2 separate regions of the Homo sapiens genome follow, and region 1 is linked to region 2. A link is an interaction called in ENCODE POLR2A ChIA-PET data of the cell type or tissue named here. Cell type or tissue: GM12878. All regions are shown on one strand. Links, peaks and the distances in the headings refer to the core of each region. The heading gives the core; the rest is flanking DNA.

Evidence for each region. Peaks named below come from ENCODE experiments on the same cell type or tissue, not always from the same donor. Only the 100,000 strongest peaks of a DNase experiment are listed, where the experiment ranks them.
Region 1: POLR2A ChIA-PET joins it to region 2 with 8 read pairs; 2 of 35 experiments call an interaction of 5 or more read pairs at or near these places.

What each region holds. Positions count from the first base shown.
Region 1 is chr3:161,797,408-161,804,996 of GRCh38, reverse strand. No RefSeq gene overlaps it. Among named protein-coding and RNA genes, the nearest start is that of OTOL1, 300 kb to the right of the region's middle. In GM12878, for the core only: no CTCF peak of the experiment used is centred there; a DNase peak (open chromatin) is centred at 3,836.
Region 2 is chr3:161,689,803-161,696,809 of GRCh38, reverse strand. No RefSeq gene overlaps it. Among named protein-coding and RNA genes, the nearest start is that of OTOL1, 200 kb to the right of the region's middle. In GM12878, for the core only: no CTCF peak of the experiment used is centred there; a DNase peak (open chromatin) is centred at 1,979.

The sequences.
Region 1 (7,589 bases), core at 2,262-6,261, 110 kb before region 2:
AAATGGGTTTTGCACCCCTTAAGAGATATCTCAGAGAGCGCTATGTTCCACTGTGTGAGGACACACTAGAACTTGGCAGTCTGCAACCAAAAGCAGGCCCTTACTAGAACCCAAATATTCTAGCACCCTGAGCTCAGACTTCTAGTTTCTAGAACTGTGAGAAATAAATTGTTGTTGTTTATATGCCATTCAGTCTATGGTGCTTTGCCACACTGGTCCAAACTTGTGAAGACTCCATGCATAGAGAAAGCTGTCCAAAGTCAAATAGAGAGAAAGAGAAAAAGGAGCAGAGAGAAAAGACAACTACCCTCACTTTTCCTTAAGTTAATTTAGTGTGCCTCTGTTCTTAGCCATCAAAAGTACACTGAGTAGAAAAGGGGATCTCTATTCATCAAAAAATAGAGATGAATAAAGCTGATTTTTTTTGAACTCTTACTTTGTATCAAGTACTATGATCAGTATGTCTATGCCTTATAGCTGATATTTAACCATATAAGTAGGAAGACAGCATCCATAGAGTCATTAATCAGCAAAGCAATAGACAAGTGCAGGAAATCCATCCCCAGTGGTAATGGAACTATTTGGGTTTTTTTGTTTGTTTGTTTTGTTTTTTTAATTCTGTGTTCCAAACCAGCACAATGAAGAGAGCCCTGTCTTGATCCATACCACTTCCCACCAAGTTCTTTTTCCTATTGTCCTATGTAGATTGCTAATGTTTGGGCTGTGTGCCATACGTGGTAACCCGCCCACTAAAATCCACCGGTTTCTCTCTTGCTATCTTCTTTTAGAGAGCCTGGAAATGCAAACATTTAATTTTGCTTTTACAGTCAGGGTAGTCATATGATAGTCCTGTACAATTCTTCAAGTAAGTGAATATCTCTGGAAGGAGCTTTCCTTCTTGAATAAAATAATAACTCCTCAAGAAAAGAATGACTTCAGCTTTTCTACTTTCCACCTTTGCGGAATCTTAACGTGAAATTTGCAGGTACATCATCCATTTAAAACCATAAAGATAAAGGTCAAAAAGAATATCTAGGTGGAAAGATAGAAAATAGCAAGTTATCTCATGGCATTTTAAACACTGGCACCAATCCTTGACTGTCCATTTTAGAATTGTGACTATGCAAAAAAAAAAAAAAATTAGTATTCAAAGTTATTCTTGGTCATGTTTTCTGTTGGTTGCAGCCAAATACTTTCTTAAATTAACAGGTAGGTGGCTTCAAACATTTGTTTATTTTATTTTTAGATTTTTTTTTTGCCATTATGCTAACCCTAGGCTCTACTAAAATCACTGTACTCTGTTTGTCCCCGAGACTGCTTCTTTGTGTCACCACCTCCTTCTCAGATTTATTTCAAAGTTTCTTCTCCTCTCCCATGGTGGAGCCTACCAGTGACCACCAAAAAAGCTGTCGTGGGCTGACCCGTTACTGATCTAACATTAGCAGTATTTTCTCTAAGAAGGGTATTATTGGACCCTGATCTATACATGTAGAAAGATACATCTTTACCTCCCCCTGAATTTGTGCCACTTATTGATCCATTCCTTTTCCACATGGACTAGGTACCATGACAACCCAGATACTTGACTAACACAGTTTCTCTGATTCAATTCACAGGAGGGGCACACTTCCCTTCCTCACTATTCCAAAGCCATTGCCATTCCTAGGGAAATTCACACACACACACACACACACCCCTCTCAAGAGCTTGATATTTAAAAATGCACTTCCATCTTTAGGGTTTTTTGGGTTTTTTTTACATTTTACAATTCATCATTTAATCCCACAACAATCTTGTAGGATTATTGTTATTGCAAACTTCGAAAAAAATAACTTGCCTAAATTCCAGCAGCTGGTAATGAAAGAAGGTAAGATTAAATGCCACACGTGACCCCAAATCCTTTCTTTTTTTCACCTTACTTCATTTCCTCCATTGGGTAGCATACTTGTTCTGCTTCTAACTAAATTACAATTGTGAAGAGAAAAAGCAGGAAAAGTTAAATAACTTTTAAAGCAGCAAATAAGTGCCAGATGAGTGTTACAGACAATAAATTACCTTAGGAACTCAGAGGAAGAATAAATGTCAAAAGGAAGATTGTTCCAATACTTAACAATTACCAATAAGATGAGTCATAATTACTTTCCTAAATAAGATTTCAACTGTTTGTCATGGCTTATGTTGTCTTTTGAGTAGTTCTTCAGCAAGTATTACAGGCACAGAATGAACAGTTTATTTAACTCTTTTGGGGCTACTTTAGATGATTTGCAGGAAAGGTAATCCAAGCTGCAGCAACCCCAAAAAGAGGAACCAACGTTGTTGGGCAGCACTGGGGAGAGTCCTCCTCAATGATCTTTTCCCTGTTGCTGGTTGAGTAACGTTCACCTCCACATGATCTATGTTATATCTTAATAAAGAGCTGTGAAATTTATTGTAGCATGTTTCACGGAAGGAGACACAGTTATTAAATAAATGTAGCTCGTTAGGAATTGGATGTTTGCAGGAGATAGTATCATCCAGTGTAAAGGATGGTAGACATGGGACTCCATTTCTTTGTTCCCTCATTCAACAAACTTTAACTGTATTTGATATGTGGCACTGTCCTAGCATTTTGGCATTCAGAAATAACTGAGATCATGTGTTCTTAAAAAAAGAGAAAGAAAGGTGATATGGTTTGGTGATGTCCCCATCCAAATCTCATCTTGAATTCCCACCTGTTATGGCAGGGACCCTGTGGGAGGTAATTAAATCATGGGGACAGGTCTTTCCCATGCTGTTCTCATGATAGTGAATAAGTCTCATGAGATCTGATGGTTTTAAGAATGGGAGTTTCCCTGCACAAGCTCTCTTCTCCTGTCTGCTGCCATGTGAGACATGTCTTTCACCTTCCACCATGATGGTGAGGCCTCCCCAGCCATGTGGAACTGTAAGTTTAATAAACCTCCTTCTTTTGTAAATTGCCCAGACTCGGGTATGTCTTTATCAGCAGTGTGAAAATGGACTAATACAGTAAATTGGTACCAGTAGAGTGGGATGCTGCTGAAAAGATACCTGAAAATTTGGAGGCAACTTTGGAACTGGGTAACAGACAGGGGTTGGAACAGTTTGGAGGGCTCAGAAGGAGATAGGAAAATGTGGGAAAGTTTGGAACTTCCTAGGGACTTGTTGAATGGCTTTGCCAAAATGCTGGTAGTGATACAGACAATAAAGTCCAGGCTGAGGTACCCTCATATGGAAATGAGGAACTTGAGAACTGGAGCAAAAGTGACCCTTGTTATGTTTCAGCAAAGAGACTGGCAGCATTTTGCCCCTGCCCTAGAGATATGTGGAACTTTGAACTTAAGAGAGATGATTTAGGGTATCTGGCAGAAGAAATTTCTAAGCAGCAAAGGATTCAAGATGTGACTTGGGTGCTGTTAAAGGCATTCAGTTTTAAAAGGGAAACAGAGCGTAAAAGTTCAGAAAAATTGCAGCCTAACAATGCAATAGAAAAGAAAATCCCATTTTCTGAGGAGAAATTCAAGCTGGCTGCAGAAATTTGCATAAGTAACCAAGGAGCTGAATGTTAATCACCAAGACAATGGGGAAAATGTCTCCAGGGTATGTCAGAGACTTTTGCATCAGCCCCTCCCATCACAGGCATGGAGACCTAGGAGGAAAAATTGGTTTAATGGGCTGAGCTCAGGGTCCCTGTGCTGTGTCTAGGGACTTGGTGCCCTGTGTCCCAGCTGCTCCAGCTGTGACTAAAAGGGGTCAAGGTACAGCTTAGGCTGTGTCATCAGAGGGTGTAAGCACCAAGCCTTGGCAGCTTTCATGTGGTGTGGAGCCTGTGGGTGCACAGAAGTCAAGAATTGAGGTTTGGAAACCACTGTCTAAGTTTCAGAGGATGTACAGAAATACCTAGATATCTAGGAAGAAGATAGCTGCAGAGGCAGGGCACTCATGGAGAACCTCTGCTAGAACAGTGAAGAAGGGAAATGTGGGGTGGGGGCCCACACACAGAGTCCCCACTGGGGCACTGCCTAGTGGAGCTGTGAGAAGAGGGCCACCATCCTCCACAACACAGAATGGTAGATCCACTGACAGCTTGCACCGTGCACCTGGAAAAGCTGCAGACACTCAACACCAGCCCGCGAAAGCAGCTGGGAGGGAGGCTATACCCTGCAAAACCTGGGCAGAGCTGCCTAAGACCACGGGAACCCACCTTTTGCATCAGCAAGACCTGGATGTGAGACATGGAGTCAAAGGAGATCACTTTGGAGCTTTAAGATTTGATTGCCCCACTGGATTTTGGACTTGCAGGGGTTTGTGCCCCCCTTTGTTTTGGCCAATTTCTCCCATTTTGAATGGCTGTATTTACCTAATACCTGTATCCCCATTATATGTAGGAACTAACTAACTTGCTTTTGAGTTGTTTTTTTGTTTTTTTTTTTTTCTTTGAGATAGAGTCTTGCTCTGTCACTCAGGCTGGCATGCAGTGGCATTACCTCGGCTCACTGCAACCTCCGCCTCCTGGGTTCAAGCGATTCTCCTGTCTCAGCCTCCTGAGTATCTGAGATTACAGGCATGTGCCATCATGCCCAGCTAATTTTTGTATTTTTAGTAGAGATGAGGTTTTGCCATGTTGGCCAGGCTGGTCATGAATTCCTGACCTCCGTTGATCCACCCACCTCAGCCTCCCAAAGTGCTGGGATTACAGGTGTGATTTTACAGGCTCATAGGTGGAAGGGACTTGCCTTGTCTCAAATGAGCCTTTGGGCTATAGACTTTTGAGCTAATGTTGAAATGAGTTAAGACTTTGGGGGACTGCTGAGAGGCATGATTGATTTTTAAATGTGAAGACATGAGATTTTGGAGGGGCCAGAGGTGGAATGATATGATTTGGCTGTGTCTCCACCCAAATTCATCTTGAATTCACACACCTTGCGGGAGGGACCTGGTGGGAGGTAGTTAAATCATGGCGGAAGGTCTCTCCTAAGCTGTTCTTGTGGTAGTGAATAAGCCTCACGGATCTGATGATTTTTAAAAATAGGAGTTTCCCTGCACAAGCTCTTCCCTTGTCTGCTGCCACGTGAGAAATGCCTTTCCCCTTTTGCCACGATTGTGAGGCCTCCCCAGCCATGTGGAACTTTAAGTCCAATAAACGTCTTTCTTTTGTAAATTGCCCAGTCTCGGGTATATCTTTATCAGCAGTGTGAAAATGGACTAATAAAAAAGGGGAGAGGAAACAGGAAAAAAAGAAAGAATGGAGAGAGGAAAGGAGAGAGAAAGGAAGGGAAGAATGAAGGAAAATATTTTATTTGAAACAAATATGAATGGTTAATTATATTATAGTTGGGGAGAATTTATTCAACAAACAATTATAAAAATTAGAGCTGATGGTACTATATGGAAAAAATTAGAGATAAGATTTCTGTCCTAATGGAGCTTATAGTCTAGTAGAAGTGGGAAGGAGTTAAAAAGTCTCCATGGGTAGTATGGTTGCTGTCCTGGTTGTCTCACATGATCTGTTATCTTAGGCAGGTCATATAATTGTCTAGGCTTCAGTTTCTTTTTTGTTTGTTTGTTTTCTTTTTTTTTATTTATACTTTAAGTTCTAGGGTACATGTGCACAACGTGCAGGTTTGTTACATATGTATACATGTGCCATGTTGGTGTGCTGCACCCATTAACTCATCATTTACATTAGGTATATCTCTTAATGCTATCCCTACCCCTTCCCTCCACCCCACAACAGGCCCCGGTGTGTGATGTTCCCCTTCCTGTGTCCAAGTGTTCTCATTGTTCAGTTCCCACCTATGAGTGAGAACATGCGGTGTTTGGTTATTTGTCCTTGCGATAGTTTGCTGAGAATGATGGTTCCCAGCTTCATCCATGTCCCTACAAAGGACATGAACTCATCATTTTTTATGGCTGCATAATATTCCATGGTGTATATGTGCCACATTTTCTTAATCCAGTCTATCATTGATGGACATCTGGGTTGGTTCCAAGTCTTTACTATTGTGAATAGTGCCACAATAAACATACGTGCGCATGTGTCTTTATAGCAGCATGATTTATAATCCTTTGGGTGTACACCCAGTAATGGGATGACTGGGTCAAATGGTATTTCTAGTTCCAGATCCTTGAGGAATTGCCACACTGTCTTCCACAATGGTTGAACTAGTTTATAGTCCCACCAACAGTGTAAGTGTTCCTATTTCTCCACATCCTCTCCAGCACCTGTTGTTTCCTGACTTTTTAATGATCGCCATTCTAACTGGTGTGAGATGGTATCTCATTTTGGTTTTGATTTGCATTTCTCTGATGGCCAGTGATGGTGAGCATTTTTTCATGTGTCTGTTGGCTGCATAAATGTCTTCTTTTGAGAAGTGTCTGTTCATATCCTTTGCCCACTTTTTATGGGGTTGTTTGTTTTTTTCTAGTAAATTTGTTTGAGTTCTTTGTAGATTCTGGATATTAGTCCTTTGTCAGATGAGTAGATTGCAAAAATTTTCTCCCATTCTGTAGGTTGCCTGTACACTCTCATGGTAGTTTCTTTTGCTGTGCAGAAGCCCTTTAGTTTAATTAGATCCCATTTGTCAATTTTGGCTTTTGTTGCCATTGCTTTTAGTGTTTTAGACATGATAACGTAAGATAAAGTAGCTTTTTCTGCCTTTCCTAACTTGCCAGGTTGCAGAAAATAGTAAAAGAAATAGTATTTCTTAAATAATTCTCTCTTTTGGATTGTGAATCATTTTACACATGCAAATGGAATTCTTTCCACTTGGCTTTCTTTTACCCAATGAAATTTAGTATTGAACGAGAAAAGTGTATGCTAGCAACAGTGAATTTGGCACTGTAAACTCACTGTCAACACTAAGAAAATCAAAGGGAACAAACACGAAAAGCAAGCTTTTCTAACATTTGGTTGATGGCAGTTTGTCTTGAAAGCCTTTTCTATAACATATCATAGCAAATAATACCCATCATGACATCCATATAATAAACCATCTGCCCACTTGCCTATATATGACTACAGGAAAGTTTTCCCTTGACCCACCTAAAAATATGCCCCATTCATCTTGAAATTTGGTAGCTGTGCCAAAGCACAAAGAAAGGATGATTAAATGGCACATTTCTATGATTAGACACACAAACTTCCTGGAAGATTTACCACCTACAACACTGAAGACCTATGATCTTCAGATAAAACCCAATCTCCTGCAGAAGAAATAATAGTAGTTTTGAGATTAAAAAGAAATCTGCGTATCACACAAGTTCTCATAAGACCCCCTAAACTTTACCGGTGAAGGCTCTTCTCTTTCCCCTGGACAACGTATGTTCTGGAAACATTTCTGAGAAGACATGTAGATACTACCATTGTGACATGTTTAACCAGTCCCAGTGTCCCTTTCCATAACCTCAGCTGAAGACAATCATCTCAGCTACTCCTATAAAAATTGGAAATACCCAGCAACTTAGTTAATATATTTGAGTTAAAATCATTTCTACTTGTTCAACAATTTTTCTCTATCTAATTACTAAGTGTACAGGGAACTCAACTCACCGTTCTGCCACTTGAGTGCCATTGGGCAAGTTACTTCATC
Region 2 (7,007 bases), core at 33-4,032:
TAATCGTGAATATAAACCTAAGTTACTGAAATAACAAGACCCTATCCAGTTTGTTAGTAATAACTAGAAAATTTTTCATGCAAAAATCCAAAACCATTTGCTATGAGTATCCCAATGTTCTCTTTTAAGACAAAATACCCTTCGAGGTTGTCTAGTTATTTTGTACACTTTTAGTGCCACTAAGTAAGAGTGGATTACAGTCAGATGGTAAGATTTAAATTAAGGAGATCATCAGTTATATCTATAGTAAAATAGTATTAATTTCAGTTTAAGAAGTTAGCCTTCTTGGAAGTCTGTTAAAATGAGATGGTGTCTTAGTAAGTTTGGATGCCATACAAAATACCATGGACTGGGTAGCTTAAATAGTAGAATCTTATTTTCTCACAATTCTGGAAGACAGAAGTTCAAGATCAGAGTGCCAGCATGGTCAGGTTCTCGTGAGAGCGCTCTTCTTTTCTTACAGAGAGCTTCCTTCTGTGTCCTCACATGGCAGAGAGAAAGAGAAGGAAAGAGAGGGAGAGAGAGATGCATACATAAACTTTCAGGTCTCTTCCTATAAGGGCATTAATCCCATCATGATGGCCTTACCCTCAAGATCTTATCTAAACCTAATTATTTCCCAAAGGCCCCATCTCCAAACACCATTACTTGGGGGTTAAGACTTCAACATACAAACTTGGGTAAGGGACACAGTTCAGTCCACAGCAGATGGTTTTCACTGGTACACCATATTTTTCTTAGTCATATTCCAAGCTCTATTTCTGTGAAATTTTTGTTACAAAAGCCAACTGCTGTGAAAAGTCCTTGGATGTTTTAACAAAAACAGAAACCTCCCATACTAGATGTTATACGTAAGTGGTTTAGATTTTTGGCTGTCTGGTCTGTGGTATGTTTGCAATCTAAGAATTTCCTTAGTAGTTGAATCCAAACAACCAAGATACTGGCTAATTCATTGGAAGGAATTGGTACTAATAGAACCAAGTTAGTTTCATTTTTCTTTAACCAAATCACAAGAAAATTATAGCCAGACACTAGATGTATCCCAAGAAGTTGCTAGTAATGCAAAGAAAAATATTAAAAATAGGGGCTTTATGGATAGCATAGTTCAAGGATAACAAATGCATTGTTAGCAAATCCAGAACCTTAATGCAGAATATATAAAACAGATAGAAAAAATCAACAAGCACATGCTCATTAAAACACGGCAATATGTGACTCTGTTTAACTACATTTTATTCTGTGGGTCTGGGCAGAAGCTATCTACTTTGTGCAGTTGTCGACTACTTCCAAATACCTAAAAACTGTCTCTTCTCAATTTTCTGCTTCTGAAGGATACACACCTAAGAATTATCAGCTTGAGGCCTATGGTCAGAAGACTTTAACGAGCTGAGGATGGTTTATGTCTCTTAAATTGGTAGACATAAATCAAGGATTAGCCCCATATAAAACCCCTCACAGTTTTACTACACGGCTAATGATTAAGAGTAGCTGACCATCTCTATAAAATACAGATTGTCAGCTGCTCCATTTCATAGAGATTAAGGATCTTTCCATCCTTAACATCCATTCCAGAAAACGAAGTCTTCACATTTTAGGTTATACAAAGGTGGTTTAGGAGAATGTTGAGAAAAGGCTTCCTGTACCTGGTGAGGACAAGACTGAATATACTGCATCAGCCCTTTGCAGTATTAGTATTAGTATTATCCTGCTTGCAACAAGACAGGGTTTAGAATTAAAGGGAATATTCCTCAATTCGTGAATCAGACTGTTTCTAACCTATGACAAAAAATTGATGAATGTGAAAAGAAGTGAATCTTATTATCATTAGGGCCAATGAAAATACCTTAGAGCATAAAAGTTCAAAGGACTCTCAGAGCTTTGAAGTTGTTTCATTTTAGAATCTCATTTGTTCTTTCTGTTCCTCAAAGACTGAGGGTGTTAGAGACCATGCAGTTTCTTAATAAGTAACAAGACCTTGAAGATTTCTTAAATAAGAGTCTCAGCAAAATGGGTGCCTCATCATGAAAGAGATAGTGAATAAAGATCAAGAAATTTGTTCAGAACCCTAACACCTTAGCTCTCTGGCTGGAAAACCTCCAATCAATCCAGAGAATAAATACTGACTAAGACATATTTAAGAAGCATAGTGAGTGCTAGATAAATAAAATGCATCCATAGATTTTCAAAGCTTTGGATCGCTGGGCACAGCGAGGTAAAGGCCTTAATGAGCAAGCTGTGAAATGTGGCTGTATTTGTTGTTTCACAGTATTATCTCTTAGGAACAAGAATGTCCTCAAGCAAGCAGCTAAGTTATTTTTGCCTGATCTCAATATTGTTTAACACGGGAACAGGAAAGTAGGCTTGATCTCATTAAAATATAGTACAAGGCACAAAAAAGTATATTGGTTTCCATTTTCTTTTCTTTCTTTTTTTTTTTTATTTTGTGAGAGAAATTTGCTCTGTCACCCAGGTTGGAGTGCAGTAGTGTGATCTCAGCTCACTGCAACCTCCACCTCCTGGGTTCAAGTGATTCTCCTGCCTCAACCTGCTGAGTAGCTGGGATTCCAGGTGTGAGCCACCATGCCCAGCTAATTTTTTGTATTTTTAGTAAAGACAGGATTTTACTATTTTGGCTAGGCTGGTCTCATGGTCTCTGTTTTCAAGAGCAAAGGGAAAGAAGGAAGGAAGGAAGGAAGGAAGGAAGGAAGGAAGGAAGGAAGGATGGATGGATGGAAGGGAGGGAGGGAGGAAGGGAGGGAAAGAGGGAAGGAAGGAAGGAAGGAAGGAAGGAAGGAAGGAAGGAAGGAAGGAGGGAAGGAGGAAGGAAGGAGGGAAGGAGGGAAGGAGGGAGGGAGGGAGGGAGGGAGGGAAAGGAAGCCAGAGAAGTATGTCTAGTAAAGAACTTTGGGAGTGGCTCTTGGCATCGGAACAGACTGGAAACAAATATACCAGAAGCTTACCAAGTTTCTAAGATAAATGCATTGCCAAAGAATCTGTAAGATGTTTTTTAAAAATTCTTTAATTTGTTCAGGCATTAGCATATTCTTGGGCACAGCAAAATTGCACCATCACATAGTAACTATGAAAGTTATGCAGCTCCTAAGGAAGACATACTCTCCAACTCCTAATTCTACTGTGGCCAGAGAGGATAACGGACAAGGAGGAATCTCTCATCCAGTGGAATTAAGATGCCATTGAGAACATTGGACAAGGGAGTTTCTTCCAGAGAACTGAATCAATAAATAAGCTTCCACTATAAGCTAGATAGAGAGTCTACACTATGCCTGCCACAAGAAGTCATTAATGTTGTGAACCAGAGGTAACTGGTATTAGTAATTTTCCAATATTCCACTTCAGTGACAGAAGTTTTTAGCGTGGCTACCTTGTCTCTGTTTTACCATTATTTGTAGAGCATGTGTGAAAGCCATGGGTGTGAGGTGGGAAGGGCAAATAGTTTGTCTTAGTTTTTCCTTTTAGTTCACAGACCACCAGACAACATAGAGCCACATTCAAATCTAAAAACTGGATGCTACATACAAAGACATTGTTAACTTGAAGCTAGATGCTACCTTAGCTTGTCTCTTTGGGAAGTATAAGGACACAATTTCTTGTCCCTGGATGTGAGGGAGAAAAAAACTGTTTTTTTCTACTGTCACACTCAATACTATACTCAACACATAATACTTCATCTCTGGTCTTCAAAATGTGTATAGGGTTTTCCCCATACACCAGCCAAGCAATTTTCCAGCAGACACCAACTGCATGTCCTATAATTCAGTTGAATTGTGACACCATCTACCTGGAGAGAACATCAGATCCTACAGGTTGAGAGCTCAGTCCTGCAAGACTGTTCCTACTTCAGAGGCCGAGTCCCAGATTGTCGCCTGTACTTCTGACTGGCCAGCTATAAATCATGGTTCTTATGACCAGCTCCTTATGTCAATTAATTTCCCAGGATGGCTCACAGAACTCAGGGAAACACTTTACTTACATTTACCCATTTATTATGAAGGATATTGCAAAGAATATAAACAAACAGCCAGATGAAGAGATATACAGAGTGAGGTCTATGGGTGGGGACTTGGAGCTTTCATGATTTCCCCAGGCATGCCACTCTCCAGACACCTCCATGTGTTCAGGAATCTGAAAGCTCTCCTTTTGGGTTTTTATGGAGGTTTCATTACATAGTTATGATTGATTACATCATTGGCTATTTGGTGATCAGCTCAACCTTCAGCCTCTCTCCCCTCTCTGGAAGTCAAGGGGTTAGGGCTGAAAGTTCCAATCCTCTAATCACATGATTGGTTTCCCCGGCAACTAGCCCCATCCTGAAGCTATCCACAATCCCACCAAAAGTCATCTCATTAGAATATAAGATGTACCTATAGCCCAGGAAATTCCAAGGGATTTAGGAGTTCTGTGCCAGAGGCTTCTATCATTCAAAAATTTACAAAGGTCTTGGGAACTCCGTGTCAAGATCCAGGGTCAAGGATCAAATATTAGAATAAAAGATTCTCCTAGCATCTCCATCTACAAAGGTTTTAGAAGCTCTGTCTCCAAAACCAGGGGCAGAGTACAAATATATACTTATTATATCACATTGTGTTATACAATACTAAGACCAGGCATAATTCCCTGTCCCTGTATTAAAAGATATTGAGACCAAAGCAAAATCAACCTAAGTACTAGCTCTACAACATACTTATTCTTGAAAGATACGATTGTGAAACAATTATCAATAGGTATATGTGTACACATATATAGAGAGATATAGACATAAACATAGACATGGATGATAGAAAACTAGAAGGGCAAAGTGTGGCAGATACATAACTAGCTAGCTATTTATCAGACCCATTTCCTCTTCTTCCTGGGCTCACAGCTAGACTACATTTCCCAGGCTTGCCTGAGGTTAGGTGTGGCCACGTGATAGACTTCTAGTCAATGGAACATAAGCAGAACTGATGTGTGTCTGGGCCATTATATATTTCCTATATATGAGTTTCCATACTCTCTTTTGCCTGTGGCTTGAAGTAGACAACTCATTAATATTTTGGAAATTATTTGGTGAAAATGGTAAAATCATAAGCTATAAGGAGCCTCAGTCCCAGCCAGAATCACTGCATAGAGGAAAGCCACCTGCTGACAAGAACTATAAATTGGATGGTTTTTTAAACTAAAACTAAATATTTCTTCTGTTAAGTTACAGGAAATGTTTCTTGCATAGCTGGCAAGAAACGTGTAACATATCATATAACTGCCCTTTAGGGCAGACTCAGGCTCATAGACACCTAGCTAGGGAAACAGCAAAAGCAAGGTTTTCTCCCTGCACTCCCCTCAGTCACACCCCTTGTGCTGGGTACTCTGAACCACTATAGAGAGTGGCTCCCACTACTTCATTTGCCACTCCTTTTAAAATAGACTGTTTGAGCCTAGAGGGCAGGAATTGTATTTTAGATTTCTTCTTGTAGTCTGTCCAGTAAAGCACAAGGTGGCCACTCAGTAATAGCCATTGAATTCAATTTAATTTCTCAATGCTTACATTCAAACACAAACTGATTGTCTCTACTGCCTTGAGGCCTCTCAAACTTCTTTCCAGCAAAAAAAAAAAAAAAAAAAAAAAAAAAAAAAAAAAATGTGCCTCACTGAATGAAGTCTTTCTACTATGGAGGACAACATGAATGCAAGTAAATTTCTAATGAAGAAGAAAGAAAATCCTACCAGGAAAACAAGACTATTCAAATGACAGGTGAGTACTAAGCTGTGGAAATCCACCAAGCCATTAAGAAAAATTCTTAACTCATATATTCTGTAAACAGGTGTCAGTCTTAGGTCAGAATACTCAATTTATCTTGCCCTAAAAGGGAATGTTCATTGGAATCTTTATGTGGCCACAGAAAATTATTTATACAAATAAATAACAAATCAATAGTCACCTAAATAGAATTCAAAAAAAGCCTAGGTCCTTTATTTTATATATATATATATATATATATATATATATATATATATATATATATATACCATTATTTCGTAAGTAGATATTTTGTGAAAAATTGGCACATTAAAACGTACCAAGCAGAATCCAAAATTCATGCCAGGTAACCGGCTCTGGACTAGTTCTAATGATAGGAAAATCTAGCAAAAACACATCTGTGATTAACTAAACATTTCTATAAAAGCAGTGATGCCTCTAGAGTCAGCCAGAATGCGTTTCCATTTTTTGTAGTCTAGTAGCAGCCGAAGATCCAAAAAAGCAAAACTATTTTAGTCACATTTTAGCCTACTTCTGCCTTGTTTATCAACCAGAGAATTTAAACTAACCACGCCTTCTGTCAGCATTCTAGGGAAGACAGCCCAGGATTATCAGTGACTTTCTGTGCCTCTAACTTTACCACATTAGCCAAGAATAATTAGCAATGGTCTGAAAGGAATTGAATTTTTTTTTTTAAGGCAACAATTCACACTTCAGCATTTATGCAAATCTGGGTAATTTAAATGTATGAGATGATTAAGAAAGAATCTTCTCTTTAATTCCCCAAGAGTGTGCATGTTCTTTTCTCCTCATGCAAATTTCTAGGATAGTCTGTTCTTTTATTCTTTGCTTAGAGCACCACACTGTTTAAAAATAAAACATTGTAAATATATACAATGGCATCAGAATCGTGCCTATGGCTTCATATGAGACTATGTAAACACTCAGCAAGAGTGGTATCCTAACTACTTTTGAATTGTGATATGCTTACATGGAAAATGGTGATGGAGAAAAATATAAAGGCAGATATCCATGGAAACTCTTCAGGATAATTTGTCAATTCTGATAAATGTAGTGCCTGCATTTAAACTCTTAAGTGCCTTGCTGTTTTGTGCCCTCGCATCAATTAACATTTAATTTGACTTTTTAACAACATCACTTATCACTAGTTTTTTCATGTCTATGAAGCTAACAAATGTTAGCTTTTCAAAGCTGACAGTTTATGATTACTTATAACCAACACCATTTCAGG